Linked DNA regions of Homo sapiens: region 1 is linked to region 2. Evidence: chromatin contacts called from ENCODE Hi-C data. All regions are on one chromosome and are shown on one strand. The core of a region is the stretch at or near the end of the contact, and the rest is flanking DNA. Distances in the headings are between cores, read along the strand shown. Region 1 has its middle 47 kb from the start of TMEM106B. Region 2 holds the start of PHF14 (PHD finger protein 14).

Region 1 (3,004 bases), core at 434-2,933, 1.3 Mb before region 2:
TAGCCTTTTGACTTCTAGCCCGATGCCATAGCCTCCATCCCTGAATTTCCCCAAATTTGATATGCTTGCTACCAGTGAGATAGAACTTGATTTTTCTCTGTACACAAGTATACTTTACTAGTTATATATTTCACTGCATTTTAAAATAATATTATTTCCCCACTAAACTGTGGTATGATAGATATCATTCCCTAGGAGAAAGCTAAATCAGGTAGAATTTGGGTTTAGGAAGTAAGTAGAAATGACAAAAATCACAAAGGTGGAACATTAAACTTTAAAGTCTGGAAGACCTACTATGTATCATATCACAGACTGAAGTGTATGAGGTAGTATGAAGTGAGTGTGGTTTGAATAACAAGAAGAAAGAAATAGGCTTTTAGCTCTAGCTCTAGTTTCTGTTTATTTTTGAGGAGATGAAACTGTTGAAAAATGTTTTCTTGCTTTTGCTTCTGGATATGTAAAAACTATTAAGGAAAAAAAACTTTAAAATAAGCAGCTTATCCATCATGGGGCCTTTAGATTCAAACTGATTGGTTCTGAAACCATAGTACATCCACTTACTAGTTGTGTGACCTTAGGAAAGTTAATTAACCTCTCTGAACTTCAGATTCTTTATTTATGAATGGTGATGAATGGTGTGAATGGTGATGTTATTTGTGAATGAACAGACACAATGTCTACAGAGTGCTTAACTTGTATTAGAAGGCATTCAGCAAAAGGTATCTACTGTTGTCATTTCTAGCACATTATTACCTCTTCTCTTTGAAACTTGCATCTTTGAAAGTATCATCAGTTACATCAGTCACTATAACTGTTAGCCCCTGACTCACTGTCATTCTCTTCTTTATTTCAGGTTTTGATGAGAACATGAATAGTCCTTTTAAATGTGGGCGCCTCTGTTTCTTGAACTCCCCTCTTCCCCAAAGCTTGTCTTCCACCCTAATTCAACCACTCAGTCTCATGGTCACATCCTAGACCTTGACATTGTCAGTACCTGGTATCCTCCCCAACTATAATCTCATTATCTAGTCTCCTCATCACAAAAATTTCAACATCACCTTTTTCACGAATCTGTTTTTACTGACCCTTACCTTCTTGTTGTTCCGTCTCCTTCGTTACTAGTCTGCTCAAGCTGCCATAACGAAGTGTGGTGGCTTAAATAACAGAAATGTATTTTCTCATGGTCCCAGTGGCTGGGAAGTCCAAGATCAAGAGTGCCAGCCAATTCAGGTTTTGGTGACAGCTGTCTCTTGGATTGCAGGCAGCTGCCTTCTTGCTGTGTCCTCATGTGATCTTTCCTCAGTGCAAAGATCTTTTCTGGGTGCACTGATATTTTTTTTTTTTTTTTTTGTTTTTTTTTTTTTTTTGGGTAAAGAGAGGAGAGGTCTCTCTCATACTCTATTTATAAGGCCACTAATCTCATCATGAGGGACCCACTTACATGACCCCATCTAGCTCTAATTATCTCCCTTAGGCCTTACCTCTAAATTCCATTGCACTGGGGGTTAGAGCTTCAACAAATGAGTTGCGGCAGGATATATTCACTCTGTAACACTTCTCCCTCCTAACCCAGCTTAAATTTACCAATTATAACCTCTCCAGTGCACACACCCTTGACTCATATCTCTCTTCCTTCATCATTTTCACTTTCACTTCCAGCCACATTTGGCCTCATTTAAGCCCAGAGTAGTTGGAACAAAACACACAAATATTCTGATTAGTTTCACTTTCAGTTAACAGCAATGAACTCCAGTAGATGTTTAATGCTGTTACGCACTCAGTACTTTCCTGATTCACTCAACTTTCTCATTTCTCATAGAACTTTGCTACTCCATGTGTAGCCCATGGGCCAACACTATTGATATTACCTAGATATTCTGAGAAATACAGATCTCAGACCCCATCCTAGACCTACTGAATACGAACCTGAGTTTTATCAAGATACTAGGAGATTCTTCTGCATAGTGTATTTAAGTTTGGGAAGCATCCCCTTAAAAGACTCTCTTCTCACACCTCCAAATCTCCTCTATCATCACTCTTAGCCAATGGCCTTGCTTCCTATATTTCTTAAAAACTGTAGCAATACATAAGTGGCATAGTCTTCCACCACGACTTGTACTCACTTACCACCATTCCCACTCACAACTTTTGCCTTCCCACTTGGGCCTATAAATGAGCCATCCATGTTCCCATTTGAAGTGATTGCTCCTCTGGGCTCTATATCACATCCCTCCCAGTTGGTCTAGGCTCTGCGTTAGCAATATTTCCTTCTCTTCCTTGATCATACCTACGGTCATGCAACAATGCTTTTATTTTTTCTTTTAAAATACCTTCTAATCCCATTTCCTCTGTTGCTTTCTCCTTTTATTTATCACTTTTGCAACAAAATTATTTAAATGACTTGTGTAGATCCTCTTCTGCAAATCCTTTCTTCCCATTCTCTGTTAAACCTACTTCAAATGTGTTTTGGCTCCTTTCATGTCTCCTTTTTTCGTCAATAGTTATTAAAAACTGTTCTTTTCAAAGCAAGCAATGATCTTCACATTACTAGATCCAGTGGTTGGTTCTCAGTATTCATTATACTTGATACCATCAACTACATTAGAATAAGCTGATCACTTCCTCCTCTTTAACATGCTGCCAGTATCAGATATATATTGAGCACATGTGTATTTTAAAAATTATTAATCTTCTTTGAAAGAAAATTTAGGATTCTGTCAGATTCAGCTGCATATAACAGAAATGTCAAACATAATATTTGCTTAAATGTGATAGAAGTTTCTCTTTCTTAAAAAATGTCTGAAGCTAAGAAATCTAAAACCAGTAGAGAGGCTTCACTGTGTCACAAAGACTGGGAATTCTATCATGTGCTTCATCACTTTCAGTGTTGTTTCCAAGTTTATAATTACTTCATAGTCTGAAAAACCTGTTAGAGATCCCATCATTAAGTCTGGGTTCGAGGCAACAGAGAAGATGATTGACATAAGAGCAGGCCCTTTTTCTT
Region 2 (3,077 bases), core at 301-2,800:
AATTTGAAGTGCAACTCTTACTCTGGTCAATTTTATTCTAGTAAAAGAGCTAATACACAAAAAAAGCAAAACTCCCCTAAGAGATTGTCAAGTGATCTGAAAAAAGAAGAACCCTGCTCAGGGACTATTAATGGTCCACACACCTCTCAGGATACTTTTCTACTTCGGGATATCTTTCAGTTTTTTCCTCTATAATATAAGCATAAATATATTTTAAGGTGTAAAACAGAGAAATCCTTTTGCATCTTTGGAAAAAGTCCTTCCCCTGACTGCTAATTATCTCTGAGGAAAACAGAAGCAATTATAGGTCTAGTGACAGGATCTAAAGGCAAAATGGGAAATCAAATGGACAAAATAAATGAAGTTTACGTGCTTTCACTTAAAATTGGCATTTTAATCAAAACCGATTTAAAAAGTCTAAAAATAAGCCTAACTCCAGAAAGCTGGGAAAGGGGAAGAGAGAAGGAAATATTTACCTGAGGCATCTCCAACTTTAAAATCACTGTCATCTGAACTATCATAATCAAGAGCTTCCAGCAGAGAAGCTGCCAAAGGCTTCACCTGCCTCCTCTTGGAGCTGCGATCCACTGTGAAGAGAAAAAAATTACATTGTCATTCATAATCACACCAAACACAGGGGAGAGTTGTGGTGCTAAGAGAACATAAAGATGACCTCGCACAAGGAATTTTTGTCTAACTGAGTTCTCAGCAAAAGGGGTCAGGAGAAGGTTGGGGTGCAGAAGCAGGGTGGGGAGGGCTGGACAGCTCCACGGGCAGTTTCAAAGGCAGCTCCAGCCCTGATGCTGCCAACGCCAACTCAGACCAGCTAAAATCGAAGCTGACCCTCTTGCTCATCTTTTCGAGATGTTTCTGCACCTTCCTCGTAATCCCCCACTTAGACATCGTAACAGTCAATAAAAACGGCAAAAATCAGGGAATAAAACAAGCGGGCTTCATTCCCGCGGACCATGGAGGGCGAGGGTCCACCAATCCTGCTTTCCCGCAGGACTCTCCCACCCCTGCCCTGCTCCCACCGGCCCTGACTTCTAGAATGGCTGAAATGGACCTCTCGCCGCAGAGGCCTCGGATACACTTACTAAGGAATCCGTGAGGTGGTCGTTTGGAGAAGACTTAGGGAGAGGCTGCAGGAGCCCAGGCAGCGCCGAGGTCGGGGACTGGGGCCGCGAAGACAAGTCCGAAAGATGCTATTTAAAACCGGCGCGCAGCCAGCCGGACAGGGGCGCTCCCAAGAGTAGCCCCGCGGTCCCCTAACCCCCCGCCCCCCCGGCCTCGCCTGGCCCTGGCCGCTCGAGCCCCTTCCCACAGCGCTCCCTGGCCGGAGAAGACCTCCGGCCCAGGCAGCGCAGTCAACCCGGCGGCCCCGGGGAGTTAATTTCTCCCGTTAAAACTAGAAGAAAAAAAATTAAAGAAAGAAAAACTTTATTAGCCTGGACCAGAAGCAACGAAAGACCAGAAATTGCACAGCGCGAGGGCGGCTGCCTCAGACAATAGGGAAAGCAGCGACCCGGATACAGCTCTGAAAAGGAAGTGAAAACACGAGGCTGAGCGCAGCCCTGAGAGCAGCAGGAATTGAGGGCGCATGCGCAGGACTCGCCCCCGCGCACCCTTCCCGAGCAGGAGCCGAACAGAGCCGAGTGAAAGCCCAGGGAGCCGCGCGGAGGCGAGCGGAGCCGAGTAGTGCCAAGGCGGAGCAGAGATCCCCGCCAAACCCTGTGCAATTCCGCCCATAAACCCCAAAGGCTCCGCCCTCTCCGCGCCTAATTCACCTCCTGAGTCCAAATCCCTGGGAGGCCAGTTTTTGTTTCTGATCTGTTTTTTAAGGATTTACTGAGTAAACGTTCCACAAAGGGATGTTTGCTACCTTAAGCCACTACCAATATTTAAATGATATTGTCACCGGTAGAGGATCGTGACTGCAAGTTGTCCAGGTTCTTGGCGTTTTTAACAAAGAATTGGACAAAACGCCCAGCAAAGCAAAGAAAGAATGAAGCAACAAAACAACAAAAGCAGGGACTTATTGAAAATTAAAGCACGCTCTGTACGGAAGCGACCTGAGCAGCGGCTCAAGGGCCCGGATACAGAATCTTGAGTCCAAATACCCTCTAGAAGCTTCCTATTGGCCACCTAATGCTCACCTCATGTAAATGAAGTAACGCGCAATCAGTCTGATTGGTTGCAGAAAGCAGCCAACCAGAGGCTGAAGTGAAGTTACAAAGGTCATGCTCCTGTGCAAACATTGGTGCAAAAAGCAATCAATCAGAGGCTAGGGTGAAGTTACAAAGTGGTATACCTCTATGCAAAGGAAGATTTCCCCTGCAATCAGTTTGATTTCTTGCAGATGGTGAAGTTACAAAGTGATACTTCTATGCAAAGGAAGACTCTCCTGCAATCAGTCTGATTTGCTGCCCACAGCCAATTTCCCATCTGCCCTGCAGAAAAAGTGGGGGTTTGCAAAGGGAGTAGCCTCTGGTCCTTTTGTTACTTAGGCATGGAAAGTTAGGGGTTTCCTTTCAATTTAGTTCTTAGGAAGTCGGAGTGACACATCCTTAGGTTCCCTGCCTCCACACCCTATTCTCCTGCCTCACTCTCACCCAAACTATCATTGCCATGTGACCTCTCAAACTTTTCTATTGTGCTATAGAAACTTCTATTCCAAAATGTATAACCTACTTAGTAAACATTTTTCCTTTTCAATGCCCATTCTTTTTACCTCCTCATCTGAAATAGAAACAGTTACCCTGCAGCCCTCTCAAATGAAAACCACTCATCCTTCCATACTTCATTTTCTCAAGGTGCAGAAGTGGCATCCCATGCTTAATACTCCTCATTGCCTTTCAGATATTTATTCTTCCAGTTAAAATCCTAGGAACTTGGTTATTTTAAAAACTCCACTCTGGGAATTTCACTTCCATTCTACTTTAAACACCAACCATATCATGGACTGATAGTCTTATCTATGAAATTATAAATCCAAATATTCCACTGTTTGACAATAGCCTTTTAGATTTATTTGGAGCAATTATGCTGAATCATCTAAAAGAGAAATTCAAAATCTG

The links. Hi-C counts contacts between places; a loop is a spot of excess contacts on that map. Pooled maps may share reads with other maps.
Region 1: a loop to region 2 is called in a pooled map, with 5 times the contacts of the local background. The contact joins the enhancer-like site here to the promoter of PHF14 in region 2. A Hi-C loop is called at or near these places in 7 of 50 pooled maps.

What each region holds. Positions count from the first base shown.
Region 1 is chr7:12,256,495-12,259,498 of GRCh38, reverse strand. No RefSeq gene overlaps it. Among named protein-coding and RNA genes, the nearest start is that of TMEM106B, 47 kb to the right of the region's middle. Within about 2 kb of position 1,683, at least 5 of the 41 ENCODE cell types and tissues checked have a DNase peak (open chromatin) inside an H3K27ac peak, as active enhancers do.
Region 2 is chr7:10,972,345-10,975,421 of GRCh38, reverse strand. PHF14 (PHD finger protein 14) reads right to left here and starts at 1,550. Exons shown (of 18, transcript NM_001007157.2): 1 at 1,098-1,550; 2 at 477-587. The coding sequence starts at 1,098. RefSeq lists silencers at 706-755, 1,736-1,795, 2,306-2,355 and an enhancer at 1,486-1,780.